2 separate regions of the Homo sapiens genome follow, and region 2 is linked to region 1. A link is an interaction called in ENCODE POLR2A ChIA-PET data of the cell type or tissue named here. Cell type or tissue: A673. All regions are shown on one strand.

What was found. ChIA-PET counts read pairs that join two places held together with the same protein. Peaks named below come from ENCODE experiments on the same cell type or tissue, not always from the same donor. Only the 100,000 strongest peaks of a DNase experiment are listed, where the experiment ranks them.
Region 2: POLR2A ChIA-PET joins it to region 1 with 5 read pairs; 2 of 35 experiments call an interaction of 5 or more read pairs at or near these places.

The regions. Positions count from the first base shown.
Region 1 is chr1:48,521,699-48,529,698 of GRCh38, reverse strand. It overlaps a transcript of AGBL4 not described here. Among named protein-coding and RNA genes, the nearest start is that of SPATA6, 53 kb to the right of the region's middle. RefSeq lists an enhancer at 2,973-3,474. In A673, no CTCF peak of the experiment used is centred here; a DNase peak (open chromatin) is centred at 3,248; H3K27ac peaks cover 1,683 bases.
Region 2 is chr1:48,786,479-48,794,478 of GRCh38, reverse strand. The region is part of intron 6 of AGBL4 (AGBL carboxypeptidase 4); the gene reads left to right. Among named protein-coding and RNA genes, the nearest start is that of BEND5, 14 kb to the right of the region's middle. In A673, no CTCF peak of the experiment used is centred here; no DNase peak of the experiment used is centred here.

The sequences.
Region 1 (8,000 bases):
CTATGTCCCTCATTTCTTGTTCGGAATTCTTCCTCTAAGTTCCTGCCTTCTGAGCACTAAAGAAGTCTGGTACCTTTTGGCTGAGCTCAGCCAAAGGGGCATCAGGGCCACAAAGCAGAGGGGAGACATAACGTAATAGGAACAGCCCGAGTTTAAAGTCAGGCCAACCTGAGTGTGAATCCCAGCTCTTCTGTTAAGCTGTATGGCTTTGGGCAAATAATGTAATCTCTTTAAGTCTCGGGATCCTCATCTGTAAAATGAACTGAATAATATCTACTTCCTATATTTATGGTGAGAATTGAATATAATAACATCTATAAAATACCTGGAACTGAGAAAAACTCTTTTCTCAAGCCATCTTCACCCCTGCTCTGCCTCTCATCTGCTTGCTAGAGTTGGAAATCCCTTCTCTAGAGCCAAAGCTTTTCTTCTCCCCAGATGACGTACAGACAGAAGTACAAATGCTTCTTGAGTAGAGGACAAGAGTGAGAGGAGTGTCCAGAAGAAAGGCAGTCACACTGAGGGATCAGTGTCAAGCCAGGGACCTAGGTTTTATTCATCTCTGTAGTCTTAGCACTTAACACAGATTACGTAGCAGAGTCTGTGCTCACTGAGTGTGGAATGAATAAATAGTGGGTATGGTGAGAGTGAGGTCACCCAAAAACCCTGAACCCTTGAGGGAGGGGAAAGAGGCTTTGGAAGTTGGGACTCTGAACAAATGGGAAGACAGTGTTGAACATGATATTCACCCAGCCTCATGTGAGGCTGAAATAACTAGACTAAAAAGAGAAGGGGGAAATAGATTCTACAAGATACCATGTTTTGTCAAAATCATAGCAAACAAATCTTACCAGGATACATACAAAACTTTTTTTATGTTACTTTGATTGGCATGCAACATCTCAGGGATCATCTTTATGAAGTAATCATACAGATCTTCTCTGCCAGCTGAAATTCAGGACTCCCCCAAGGCACTCACATATCTGTCTTCATACACCAAATTCAGGTGGTGTGCTGGTCAGGGCTTATTTTCTCAACTTTGCAGATGAAGAAATTCAGATTAGTGTGATTAATCTCATGCCCGTGGTCCACAGCCAGTAAGTAACTAGGACAGGATGTGGACCCTGGATACAAACACAACTCTACCACACCTCTCTGTCTCTCGGTTCAGCCCCAGACCTCGACACTAAGCCCGAACAAGTCAGAAAGTCATCCTAATGATGCCTATTATAACTCCTTAGTGCTTAAAATTTACTTGTTCCCCTAAAGACCTGGGATCTATTTTTAGCTGACCCCATGTCAATCTTAAGTCCAAATCTGCTTCTCTCCCTGGCATCAGCTGCCTTGGTTAATATTCTCTTTTTCCATCTAATTGCTCAGGTTGGAAGCCCTGCCCTTGCCTTAACTCCTTTATGTCTTTCTCCCCACACAGCTGACCAACCACCACGTCCCATTGCTTCTGCCTCTTTGGTGTGTCTGCCTTCAGGTAGTATTATGGAGTGACTCTGAGTCAGATAGACCTGAATTTTAATTTCAGCTCCACCGCTTGCTAATCATCTTATAAATCATTTAGAGCAGTTTACTTGCCCCATCTCTAAAATGGGACAATAATGCCTATTGGCAGGTTTGTTGTGCATTTCCCTCCCTCTATCCTTTCCATGCTTTCCCTCCTAGCCACTCCCACCATTATTTCCTACCTGGATTGCTGGAATGGCCTCCCTGTCTCCAGATGCTCTCCTGTTAACCCATTCCCTGCTTAGAAGCTTCCAGGAGCTCCATAAAACATGACCCCATTTTATGGTACTTCTTTCAAATTAACTGTCCAAGCCAGGAGCCTGGATATCATCCGACTTTTGTGTCTTTCACGCCCCATTTCTGTTCAATTGCCAAATCCCACTGGTTATTCCTGCTTGTTCTCTCTAATTTCCAGCCAACATCTCTGTTCCTCTTAACTAAGAAAATCCTTCTCATCATTCAAGACTTAGCTCATGTGTCCCAACTTCATGATATCCTCCCAGTCTTAGCAGTTGTCATTAATTGCTTTCTTTTCTCGGTTGCCCTAACACTTTGCTTATTCATCTGTTTATCAATTTTTTTTTTTTTTTGAGATGGAGTCTTGCTGTCACTAGGCTGGAGTACAGTGGCACGATCTCAGCTCACTGCAATCTCTGCCTCCTGGGTTCAAGCAATTCTCCTGCCTCAGCGTCCTGAGTAGCTGGGACTACAGGCGCGCACCAACACGCCCAGTTAATTTTTGTATTTTTTTAGTAGAGACAGGGTTTCACCATGTTGGCCAGGATTGTCCTGATCTCCTGACCTCGTGATCCACCCACCCCGGGCTTCCCAAAGTGCTGGGATTACAGGCGTGAGCTGTTGCGCCAGGCCTGTTTATTAATTATTTCACTCAGCTGATTGTCACCTCCCCCACTATCATTTAATGTCTTTGGGGGCAAAGTTCAGGTTTTATTTGTCTTCACACCTCCCATAGAACCTAATGGTTCCAGACAGGTCAGAGGCACTCAGTAACTACAGCAGAATAAAAGAAAGAATGAACAAAATCTCAAATCGAAAATTCTATCCTGACCTCACCCTGATAACTGAATCCTAATTATGGCTTTATCTTCCCAAAGCCTCAACCTCTCTGAGACATTCCACAGCTCAGATTTCCTCTATGGCTTCCTTTACTTACAGAATTAAGCTCCAACTCAGCATTAAAGGCAGCATAGTATGGTAGAGTGCTTTAGACTTAGAGTCAGCGGTCCTGGATGATCTTCATGGCCCCAGGGTCCATGGAGAGATGAAGGAGACAGATTTACTTAATCCTCCAACAGTTTCCTGAAAGCTAAATTCTTTTTCACAGCCCAAGGCAATTAGATCCTTTTTTCTATAACAATAAACATCATAACAATTGTTGCTGGTGTGGTTATAACTACTACTTCTGCTGTTGCTATTACTACTAGTAAAAACATTGCTGTTGCTATTACTGCTACTGCTGCTTCTATTACTAATCTACTTCTACTGTTATTCCCATTACTACTCCACTGCTGCTGCTGCTCCTACTACTATTACTGCTCCTGTTGCTGGTACTGCTAATCTAATGCTACTACCGCTGCTGCTACCACTACTACTGTGGATATTGCTGCTACTACTAATCTACTCCTCCTCCTCCTCCTGCCGCTGCAGCTGCTACTGTTACTGCTGTTCTGCCCTGACTGAGTGCTTACTTGGCTCCAGGCCCTGTACTGATTGCTTTGTCTTCCATGATCTGATGCAATCCTCACAACACCCCTATGAAGTAGGCATTATTCTCCTCATTTCCCTGCTAAAGACACAGAAGCTTAGGGAGACTAAGGAATCTGACCAAAGTTGTGCAGCTTGTTGTAAGTGGAGGAGCCTGGGAGTCATCAGACTCTAATGCTTGTGTTCTTTTCGTTCTCCCCTCCTCCTTTTTGTGTACAGTCCTAAGACTGACAATACAATAAATATTTAATGCTGGTTATAAAAAGCCTCCACCTCAGGGAGCTTACTGGTTTATGTTTGTTCCTGTGCATGACCTCATTTTGCCTGATTCCCCTGAGTCTTGCTTTAGGCGGTCTCCTTTGCAACTGGATGTCCCCATATGTCCTGTATGCCTGAGTCTCTTCCTTTGAAACAACTGCTGTGAAATGATTGTCTTAACAGGCAGGATTGGTGCTACCCTCAGAATTGTAACAACAAGCGAGGTGCTTTGCCAGGATATTAGGATGGAGTGGTGCAAAGGACGCCCAGCTCCTTCTATTAACCCACCTCTCCCACACTCCTGCGTTATAAAGAGGGTGCTATGTCACTAACTAGAGGGAGTTTTCCCAGGAAATATCCCAAAGTCTTCCTCTTCCTCTAACCCAAGCCACATTCTATCCTCAACTCCCAGACTCAAATTGTCAAGTCAAATGGATTTAAAGATGTAGCCGTTAGGAAACTGGGTTCTGCTCCCAGCTCTGATACTGCCTGGCTGTATTAGACATTAAGTAAGTCTCTTGTCCTGGATGGAGTAACCCCAGAGCTTCAACTGGTTTCAGTTTCTTACTGTTTGGTATGGGAACATAATCTTCAACTGACATAATCCTCAGCAGAAAATAAAAGAAAAAGAGAATCGTGAGGATCAACTGAGAAGATAAATGGGAAAGTATGGTATTTTGAAAAACATTTTCCAATATTTTCTTTCTTCTGAGACCTCATGAAGTTCCCTACTTCATCCATGCTTTTAACCTGAAGTGTCTCATCACTAATTTATCCAACACAAATAATGAAGCATCTGTGTTTGCTAGGCACCTCCCCATTCCTCTCTGCTGCCCTGATTTTTACTGATTCTACAAGACCCCTCCTTCAGGAAGTCTTTCCTGGTGCACTGGCCCTGAGCTTCTAGGGAACCACTGTCTAAACACATTTCATTTGACACTTGGTAATGGCTTTGGTATTTCACTTTTATTGTGTATCAGCTCTCTTACCAATTCAACTTTCCATTTTCTTGGACTGAGATGTTTAGAGAGGGCCAAAAACAGTCTTACTCATTTATGGGGCCCAAGAGCCTTAGCATAAGGCCAGAGACAGAGAAGCCATTCACAGAGAATTTGTGGCTGTTGCTGCTGCTGCTGGTGGCGAAAATGAGACTGAGGATGCCTGCTCCAAGCAGAACATTTTGGTGATGCTGACACCCCTCCTTTTCTCTCTCCCTCCAGAAGTTCACAAATAAAAGCAACCCTGAAACTTCTGGATAAAGTGGAGCAAACCTAGCTTATAGGCCCATATAGGAAGTTGTGAGACTTTAGGCTAATAGTATCCATAGGGCAAAAACAAAAAAAAAAAAAAAAGGAGAAAGCTGGGGAGAGACTACGACAGGTAAAAGAGATAAATTGACTATGATGTATTTGAATGTATGTGTGTGTGTGTGCTACCATTATGTGAACATCTTATATGAATAACTTCTTTATATTTGTGTGTGAAAATGCATAAGTTTGTTCAGTTGTGAATGTTTTTACTGAATATTAGATGACAGATCATTGTCAAATCTAAGCAGATTTTTTTACATCTACTCATAGTCAGAGGTCCTGGGTTAAGCTGCTGTTTGAAATTCTGTCTACTTTCTTGACATTTCATCCATATTAATGGATCACCCCTCTGCCCCAGCCTCCCAGGGACTGTGCTCAGCACGATGTCAGGGCCACCTCTCCTCTTTCCCAGTCCCAGTGAAGGCTGATCCTGGCTGATTCAGCCAAGCCAGTCCCTCTGGGGTGGAGAGCTCACCAAGAACCCCCTTTTCAGACTCTGTCTCCAGGTGATCTTGTGTTTAGGTGTCTTTTCTGTATTTCAGCTTTGTGTTCCTGTCTTTCTCTTTTTTTTTCTCTCTTCAGATCAGCCTTGACTAAAGGTTGAAAAACATTGCTTGTGTGGTGTTATGAAGAAGTGAGAGGTAGTTCTCCTTAATACCCCTAATACCTCTCCAAAGTGCTCCTGGAGCTGAAATTCCATGATTCCAGGGGGTTTGTTTCTGTTCAATTTCAGAAGCACTCACTGAGGGCCTGCTCTAAAATAGGTCGAATACCAGGTGGTGGTCAAAAGTGAAGGGCACACAGCTGTGAAATACAGTCACACACCACCTCACAATGTTTCAGCCAATGATAGACTACCTGAATGACAGTGGTCCCATAAGATTATAATACTATATTTTTATTGTACCTTTCCTATGTTTAGATTTTTTTAGATACACAAATGCAAGCATTGTGTTATAATTGCCTACAGCATTCAGTAGAATAACATACTTGACGGGTTTGTAGCCTAGGAGCCATAGGCTGTACCATGTAGCCTAGGTGTATAGCAGGCCACACCATCTAGATTTGTGTAAGTACATTCTATGATGTTCACACAATGATGAAATCACCTAACAATGCATTTCTCAGAACGTATCCCTGTCATTAAACAATGCATGACTGTACATTGCTCTGGCCTAAAGAGCAGCTCCACGGAGCTTGAGACTTTGCCTTTACTGAAAAGCAAATACATGGGGTGGGGACTTTCAAACATTAAGCCTGTTTGCCATACATGCCTTAATTCATTCTTTTCTAAGTTAAATATTCATTCTTTCTTTTATTCATTTATCCTTAGGGAGGCCATGTGGTTTGGTTGAAAGAGCACTAACCCAGAGCCTGGATTTAAGCCTAATTCAGCTGCTGTCATTTCCCCTCTTTGAACCTCAACTTCCTCACCCACAGAATGGAATTAAGCATTATTGCTGTTTCTAAATCACAGGATTACTTTGAGGAATTTCAGGGAAAGTGAATGTAGTGGGGAGAAAGAACTCACATTCTCTGAGTTCCTACTAGAGGCAGTACTTTGCATGCATCCATTCTGTAGCCATACAATAGGAAGGGGATGGGGACAAGTGAGGACATCAGGAGCAGGGACAAAGGCCTAGAAATGATCCATTAGAAGGAGTCTTAACTGGAAGCAGAGAGACCTGGAATCTAATCGCAATATGTTCCCAGCATTTATATAACTTTAGAAAAGTCACTCTCCCTCTCTAAGCCTCAGTTTTCCCATCTACAAAATGGAATCTGTTGAAGTAGGTGATCACTAAGGGCTCCTCCAGTTCTGCCATTTTGGGTCTCTAGGAACACCCCCTTCAACCCACTTGCCTACCCTAAAAATGATCTCACACTGACCCCAGTATGCATGTCAGGTTGCTAAACCCTAATGAGGACTAGGTAGTGAAGTTTCTTTCTTTTTTTTTTTTTTTTGAGATGGAGTCTTGCCCTGTCGCCCAGGCTGGAGCGCAGTGGCACGATCTCGGCTCACTGCAACCTCTGTCTCCCAGGTTCAAGCGATTCTTCTGCCTCAGCCTCCTGAGTAGCTGGGATTACAGGTGCACTCCACCATGCCCAGCTAATTTTTGTATGGTAGTGAAGTTTCATACTTAGTTCAGCAACTCTGGTGGTGATTCCCGCCTTCCAAAGATTCTTTCTGTCCTCAGACTTAATGCTGAACCAGAGACCTCTGGAGAGGTGAGACGAGCTGGTGACACCACGAACCTTGCATACAAGAGATGCAGTACTGAGGACCTAATTAACATCACCGTGCAGTAGGCACCATGGAGCACACTTGAGCTGCCAAAGAGAATAAATAAAGCAGTGTTTTATCTTAAGTGTTGATTAACAGTGAGTAATAAATAGACCGTGTCTTATTTACTATGCCTTCCCTGCACAGGCCTGCTATGGCTGACCTAGACCTTGTGAGACAGCATACCCTGATTTCAAGTGTGTGCATTATAAGTTGCTTGTCAAGCAGCTGGAGAACTGGGCTTCTGACTGGATGTTGTAATAGACTCATGCAGAGATGTGGGCACAAGAGTCTGGAATCTGATGTCTGACAGATCAAACTTAGAGTCCTGCTCTGCCACGATGTGGCCTTGAGCCATCCCTGTGAACCTGTTTACTCACTTTAAAAATGAGATTAATTAATGTCTGGGTTACAGGAAGGTTGTGAAGGGTGGATGATGAGAAGATATAAATAAAGACCAAATGAAAGTGTCCCACAGAGGGTAGGTATTGTTCTCAGTCACATCCACATTACTCTTACGCTTAGTATTTCTAAGTCAGTCAAACCAACACCCTGACATACATTATAAATGGGTAATGTGGCCCCTCATTATAACTGACTAATAATGTAACAGGGTCTTTACCAACATCAGGTGGTCATTTGTCCGCGTCCAAGACTGTCTTCTCTCTTCTCACTATAATATCAGCATTCATTCATTCCTTAGTAAGGTTTACCATGGTATCTTAGTTTGGGTTCTTCCAAAAGCAGAGACTGCAACAAGGAACTGACAGCGAGTAGTTTATATGCCAGGTGATACCAAGAAGCAGAGGTAATGGAGAGGCAAAAGAGAGACCAACAGAGAGAAAAAACAGGAAGGGTGTGTTAAAGAGCTAATTATCACTAAGGGGAAAGGGGCCTCGATCCCTCTC
Region 2 (8,000 bases), 260 kb before region 1:
GTTTATAATAACTATGCATAGCACTTTCTTCCAAAAACTTCTGCTTTCCCAGAGGAGGAGAGAAGGTAGTAATTGAAGGAGAGGCAGGGATGAGTGAGGGTTTTGAGGTGGCCATTGTTGCTTTTTGAAGCTGGGAAAGGCTTGGGCATGTGTAAGTGCATATAGGAAGGAGCCTGCCAAAGATAAGAGGTTGAAGATCCAGTGGGAGAGCATAGGGCCTGGAATGGGGCAGGTGCTCCTTGAATACCAAATGTTTTCTGAAACAAATGAGCAGGGAGAAAGTTCCTGTGGGTACAGTCTCTGGGTTTTGTCACACCCCACTAACTGTTCTAAAAATGTTGCTGTGCTTCCTCTTTCTGAAACAGCCAGGACATTAAGAATTGCACAAAAACCACCTTTTCAAACTCCCTAGAGAGGGCTCAATTTCAGATCCCAGCCAAGGTGCTTCCTCTCTGAAGTGCCTATGTGGCTGGATTGGCCCCTCCTCCAACAGCACCTAACCCTGGCTCCCAGCACAAGGGTAGATCCCCAAAGCAGCAACAAACAGAAAAGTTTCCAATGGGGCTTCTTGACCACCAGGGTCGATGTGCCTGGCCCACTCTTGAGGAATCAGCATGGCCAGGCATATTCTCTAACTGATGACTTTATACCCGCTTTGAAAAGGCATTGAGGCTGACTAGATAACCTAAACAGCTTGAAAGAGTGTGCTTAGAGATAATAATGTTATTATATTTAATTCAGATACCCCTTCAATGTCAGTCATTCCCCTTTATAAGCTCCTACTACCTTGTGTAAGGTACCTAACTTTTTTGTTTATCAATGGGTGGCAACAGTCCGTGGAGTTGTTGTGAAGAGTAAAATGAGAGAACATAAATAAAAGAGCCAGGCATATATTACATTCTTAATAAATTCACATCTCCTTCCCCTTCTTGCCAGGAGCTGAAGTTTTCTTCCTCCCAGCAGGTGCCAAAGTCTTGAGTCTGAGGGCCAAAGGGGCTGGACTTAGAGAGAAGAGAGGTATTTCAGGAAGTACCTGACATGGATAAACCTTAGGATATACCATCTGTCTCTTAGGTGATTTTTTTCTTTTATTTTTGGGGCGCTGCTATAAGAGAGCTTTAGATTTAATATGTGAAATGAAAAGTCAGGCTAAATGTTAAACTGAGGCTGGGGGAGTTTGTGAGAGAGATGCTCTTCATGTTATGAAAAGGATCCTTTGCTTTATCATAAAGTTTCTTTAAATATGTGCTCCCCTAGTACAATTAAGCATTTGTTTATAGATCATTAATTATCTGGCAGAGAGGCTTAGCTGGAAGGAATATGGCCTAGAGACACAGCTGGAGAGTTCAGAGCTTGTGCCAAGTGAGAAGCCATCAGAACCAGAGACAGTAAAGCTCAAAAATGATTGTGTAAATTGGATATAAAAAGGAAGTCAATTTCCAAGAGTTCGTCATGTGGACACTTAGAGACTTTTAGCTGGGCTACATGGGTAGGTAGTGGGGCCATTCACCAAGTCAGAGAATGCAAAAGGAGAACATATATGGAGTGTGAATGGGGGTAGAAAGAGCGGTCTGGTTCAATTTGGGATATTTTGAATAGGAGGTGTCTGTGGGACATCAAGGTGAAGAAGGGATCTAGAAGGCTGATGAATATCAGCACCATACTCCAGCAATGCTTAAATATTTGTAGTTTTCTAAAAATTTAAAAACTAGTTCACACTTTTCTGCTTCTACACTAGGCTCTCTAGCCTGAGTGGTGTCTTTCCCTCTGCTCTTTCCCACACCTGCTAAGCTTCTACTCATCCTTGAGGTATCAGCTCCAACTATCCTTTTTAGAAAACCTTCCCCAGCTTCCTCAGGCAGACATGGACTGCCTGTCTTTTTCTTGGACAAACTACTTCTACTTACACATACCTCCATGAATATCGAGGCTCACAAGATTTCCTGGCTTAACCAAGATTACATAATTTAATAAATGTAATAGGCACAGCTCAGGGAACTCATTAAGTGTTACATCATTTATTCTGTTGGAATTATTGCATTTGCTCCCTTGCATATCTCCCAATTCTATTGGTTTCCTAGGGATGCCACAAACTGGGTCACTTAAAACAACATGAATTTATTTTCTCACTGTTGTTGATACAAGTCCAAAATCAAGGTGTTTGCAGAGCCATGCTCCCACTGAGATTCTGGGTAGAATCCTTCCTTGTCTTTATCTAGTGTCTGTTGGTGGCCATTGATCCTTTGGTGTTCCTTAGTTTGCTTGCAGCTGCATTACTTCAATCTCTGCCTCTATCATCACATGGCATTCCTCCTATGTGTCTCTGTCTTCATATGGTATTTTTCTCATCTTATAAGACACAAGTCATGTTGAACTAGGGCCCAGCCTAATGACCTCATGTTAACTTGATTATATCTGCAAAGACCTTGATTTCAAATAAAGTCACATTAACAAATTCTGGGGGTTAGGACTGCAACATATCTTTGTAGGGACACAGTGAAACCCATAACACCCATTAAAAATTATTTCCTGCAGGGTAAGGACCATTTCTTGTTTGTTTCTGTCCCAACACTTAATTTAGAGTCTGGCACAGATAAGGTGGCTCGGGAAATGTTTTTTGAATGATTGACCATAAACCCATGCTTTCTAAATCAAACTTTTTTTTATGTTTTATGAACACCAGTGCCTACTGTGTGCAAAGATCTGAGGTAGATGCCTTATGCTCTTATTTAATTGTATCAAATGCCCTAATTTTGTCTCCATATCCAACAAATGAGAAAACTTAACAAGACAAGTGACTTAGTCAGATCTGCACAGCTAATGGGCAGTAGAGCTGAGATTTAAACCCCGATTTTTCTGATTTCAAAGTTCAGATTGCTCCACTACATTCTACTGCCTTTTCTCTTACCTCTGTTTCAGTAAAGTCTCTTTGTAAGTTCAGACTACCTCAGCTATGCTTAGGGCAACCCCCAAAATGGGTTGGGCTCATTCTTTGGCTCAAGTGTTAGAGAATTAACAGAACCCCTTGATGGGGATGGGGGAATGGAGGGTAGTGGTGGGGGAGGGCAGCATGGAAATGGCAGCAGGACTATAGATAGACTCCAAGGGGAAGGTGATTTAGAGAAGAGAATTAATTCATCCTCTCCCACCCCCCTCCTCAGCTAAAAGGCTTCTTCTAATGCTAAACCTGGAAAATGCTGGGATATGTTTACTTAAGACTAGGTAAGCTAATGCCCGAGGATGAATGAGATTACCTTTTACTGAAGGCTTTTCATTGTAATCAAGGGAATGCCGAGCAATGGAGGACAGCGATAAGGCCCACTAGAAGCTGAGCTTCATTATTGATTTGGTCATGTCTTAATCAGTTTTGTGCTGCTATAATAAAATACCACAGACTAGGTAATTTATAGACAACATAAGCTTATTTGGCTCATGGTTCTGGAGGCCGGGAAGTTAAGGGGCTACATCTGGTGAGGGCTTTCTTGCTGTGTCATAGCATGGTAGAAGGCATCACATGGCAAGACAGATGAGAGAGAGAGACAAAATAATTTTTTTCTTTTTTTCAGATATAAGGTCTTGTAATGTTGCCCAGGCTGGTCTTGAACCTGGGCTCAATCCTCTGTCTCAGACTTCCAAGTAGCTGGGACTACAGGCTTGTGCCACTGCGCCCAGCTCAAACTCGTTTTTATAACAAACTCACTCTTGCAATAATGAGCTCACTCCTGAGATAATGATATTAATTCATTCATGAGGGCAGAACCCTTATGATCTAATCACCTCTTAAATGTCTCACCTCTCTACACTGTTGTACTTGAGATTGAGTTTCCAACCCATGAACTTTGAGGGGCACATTCAAACCATAGCAGTCAATGACAAACTCTTTGACTTTGGGGAAATCATCATCCTTCTGGCCTCAGTTTTATCATCTCTAGAATGACAGGTTTGATACATAAGTTCTCTGAGGTCACTAGTCTTGGTTTCCTCATTCTATAGAATCTGTTTCTGTTTCATAACTCTATTTTAAGGTGTTTATCACATTGCCAAAAAAAGGGAAAAAAGAACCTTCAGGATGAAATTTTTCTATGCCAAGGAAAAGATTTTTTCCCCCTTTTTGCATGCAAAACTCTGCCTTTCTTCATTTGTGTCTGTCTTTTCATTCTGGTAACCCTCACAAGTTTTCTCAGTGGCAACAAGCACTCTCTGGCATGACCGACCCTTCCTTTTCTTGATACCAAAGAGAAGGCTTTGCTCGTAAAGTTAAAAACACATGAATAGTGCTGGTAAATCTGTTACGTGCTCTTGCTGTGACTTATCCAAACAAAGAGATGGAAGAGAAAAGGGTGCACAGGTCCAAATTGTTTAGCTTGGGGGCAGTTTTGCAGTCCTCTTGCCAAATGTAAGCATAGTGATTTCACTTCCTACTCTGCTTTCAGCTTCTTGAAAATGTGCAGGCCCTAAGTGAATGTTTTCTGACAGACTCTTTCTTCCTTGGATAGGCACTGAACATCTTAAGTGGAAAAATATACCTCGTTGTTTATGCAGTTCAGGTCTGCCTCCACCTAGGAAGTGGTAAGAGTCAGAGGGGTAGAGAGTTTTGAACATTTTATCTTTTAATGTCACTGCAGCAGAGACGGGTTGGCTTGGGAAAGACAGTGTTCCTCTCGCCAAGAGTCTGTGTCTCAGCTGTCTCCTGAGCTGGTGAGTCTAGCTGCCAGAGGACCTTAAAGTTCTTCCTATGACTTGGAGTTAGTGAGCTTAACGTATGTCTCCCTCCCTTTCCTTTCATAAAGTCTTCTTTACATCTTGTCCCTAAAGAATCAGGGAACATGATTTGGATTTTCCATTCAAGTACCCCTTACTCTACCCAGACCACATTTAGTGCTATCAAATATATCCACAGTGTGGCTCATGCCTGTAATCCCAGCACTTTGGGAGGCCAAGGTGGTAGGATCACAAGGTCAGGAGATCAAGACCATCCTGGCTAACATGGTGAAACCCTGTCTCTACTAAAAATACAAAAAAATTAGCCAAGCGTGGTGGCGGGCGCCTGTAGTCCCAGTTACTCGGGAGGCTGAGGCAGGAGAATGGCATGAACCCAGGAGGCGGAGCTTGCAGTGAGCCGAGATTGGGCCACTGCACTCCAGCCTGGGTGACAGAGCGAGATGCCGTCTCAAAAAAAAAAAATATATATATATATATATCCACGCAGCAAGAATAGTACAGCCTCCCAGTTTCTATGTGGAGTTGGTGATGGGGAATTAACACACCCAGTGGATGACAAGCAGTGTTCCAAGACCACTGGAGGCAACATAGCAGAGTGAGAACCATATGGACTTCATACCAGGTTTGAATCCAATGTGTGACTTGGACCTTCACCCTCCCTCTCTGAACCTCAGTTGCTACATCTATAAAATAGGGATAACAACAATCACTTTCCAAGTTTATTATCAGAATTGCATATCCAGCACCTAGCATTACTGGGGATCAAGTAAGGGGTTCAATAGATTTTAGTCCTCTTCTTTGTCTCTTCCTCTCATATATATATAAAATTTCACTTACTCCATTTGAAAATCCTAAAATATGCGTTTCATTTTCCCGTTTCACAAATGGGGGAAACTGTCTGTCTGATTCTCTACTGTATCCCAAGCATTAATCAGAGATTCTGGCACATTATAAGCGCTCACCAAATAGTTCAATAGTAAATAAATGAATGAACAAATAAGACAGTCTTAAAGGAGTTAAGAATCTTGCCTACATTTTCACAGTTAGTGTCCCAGAAGAATTAGGACATAAGGCAGGGCATCACAGAAAAATTCATGCAAGGAGACAAAAAGAGAACCCAGAAATGGAAACAGAAAGGCATAACATAGTTCATCCTTTTTTATGATTGAGAACACTGTGTTTCACAATTCTGAAGCCATGTTTTAAATATATAATATCTGATCATGATTTTAAAAGCAGACAATAAAACCCCAAACTCAACTTAAGTCCTACAATTTATAAAAGTACAGACCTTAGTAAGATTCCAGCTTTCTTAAACAAGGCAGACTGCCTTTGTTTGCCAGGAAGGGATGGTGGGTGGCATATCTACAGTAATACTGCCCAGCCTTCAGGGAGGAGGAAAATCCTTCACCCAAAATGAACTGGCTCCAGGAACCCATCCTTGTCATTACCCTGTGACCTCCTGAAAGGAAAGAGTAATAGAAATTATCTCAGAAGGTAAGAATGAAAAAGGCAACTCATAGTTTTTGCAACCTACTGTGTGACAGGCACTGTGCCTGCCAGGCACTTTACATGCCTTGTCTCAGTTAGACATGAAAACCTTATAAGGATCTCTTTGACAGTTGAAAAACCTGAAACTGAGAGTCATAGATTTTCCTAAGGTTTCACAGTACCTTGGTGATAAAGCAGTAATTGAGCCCAAAACTGAGTTAAAAGCCTGTGCACTTTTCACTTTTCATATTGCCATATACCTCTCGTGACATGCTGCCTCTCCAGAATGGGTCCCAAAGCCAGCAACAGAGCTTAGTGGTTGGAGACCATTTGATGGCCCAGCAATGTGGCCAAATATGTTAGCAGGGTGGGAGGTAGGGTCTTTTCCAGTTACCTACTAGACCTACCAGTTGAGATAAACCTTCCCTTGGCCACTATCCAGAGTCCCATGCACCTGTGTGCATCTTTCTCTTATCCATCCTTACGTTAGCAAAAAAATGCCTCGCCCTTAACTGATTATCTCTTTTTCCTCTATTCTTGCCATTTCTTTTCCTTGATAATAGAGGTGTGCCTGATAATAAAGATGGGGAGGTGGGGTTTTAATATTCTGCACCCCAATACATCCCCTGCCAGCATTAAAAGAATCTATGAAAAGAACTATCAAAAGAAAATGTATTGTATGTTGTATATATGAGTCAGTTTTCCATTATAATATAAAAACTTGGAGGGAAAGGATTTTTTTATATTGGTTGACATTAATAAGTATTCCTTTGTGCTACTAAATAAAGAAATTTGTGTTAGTAAATGAAAGAAAGCCATCTTTATCCTGTGGATTGGATCTAGTACATTCCCACCCACCACAACATAGAATGAAAATATAAATGAACTCCAGGGTGCTTGTTGGGACATTTGGATGATAGTGCCTGTCAGGATCTCACCTGGACCAATAGGGGTCATCTGGACATCCCTGGAGAACTTGTATATGACCCTTTGAGGATGAATGTTTCATCATCTCCCCATCCTGACCAGAAGAGCACAAATCCTGTCAATGAGGCTAGAGAGTCAGACTCAGTGGGAGCCAGAATTGGGGCAGAAGTCCATGGCTGGGGCTCTAGAGTCACATGGCCTGGGTTTTAATCCTGTGTCTACCATTTACTCCTGTGTGACCTTGGGAAAATTACCCAACATCCCTATGCCTTGTTTCCTCACCTTTAAAATGAGGCTAATAATAATAGTACCTACGTCCAGGACTACTTTGAGGATTAAATGAAAAATGTACATAAAGCCTAGCACAAGGCAAGCATTCCTGAAAGGTTTGCTACTATTATCTCTATTCTTATTCTTATTCCTCTAATCAATAATAGGGTAAGAAAACACTTTTGCGGGGTATTGGGGAGGCTGACATTTTTCACAGAGATATCTCTGACTGGGGCTATCCAGTTGTCTCCTTTTTTGGCTCAGATAATCCTCCACTCTTCCCCGGCAGTAAGAGGTGATTACCAACAGGTTCTAATGCCTTGGCCATCAGCAGAGGATATATGCCAGTAGAAATCTGCTTCAACAGTTGGTAACCTCAAAGAGCTTAAAAAATTCAGACTCTGGTGTAAGGAAGCCATGATTTAAGAAACCACAGATAATGTAGTCAAATCTTCAGTGTTTACAAAATTATTAGTTACTTAAGACATGAATGATTGGAATGGTAGATACTGGACTTTCCCATAGGGTCTAATTCTCAGGTTTCTAGGTAGGGATTCAGCCTCTAGGAAAAAGGGAACAGGGATTAAATC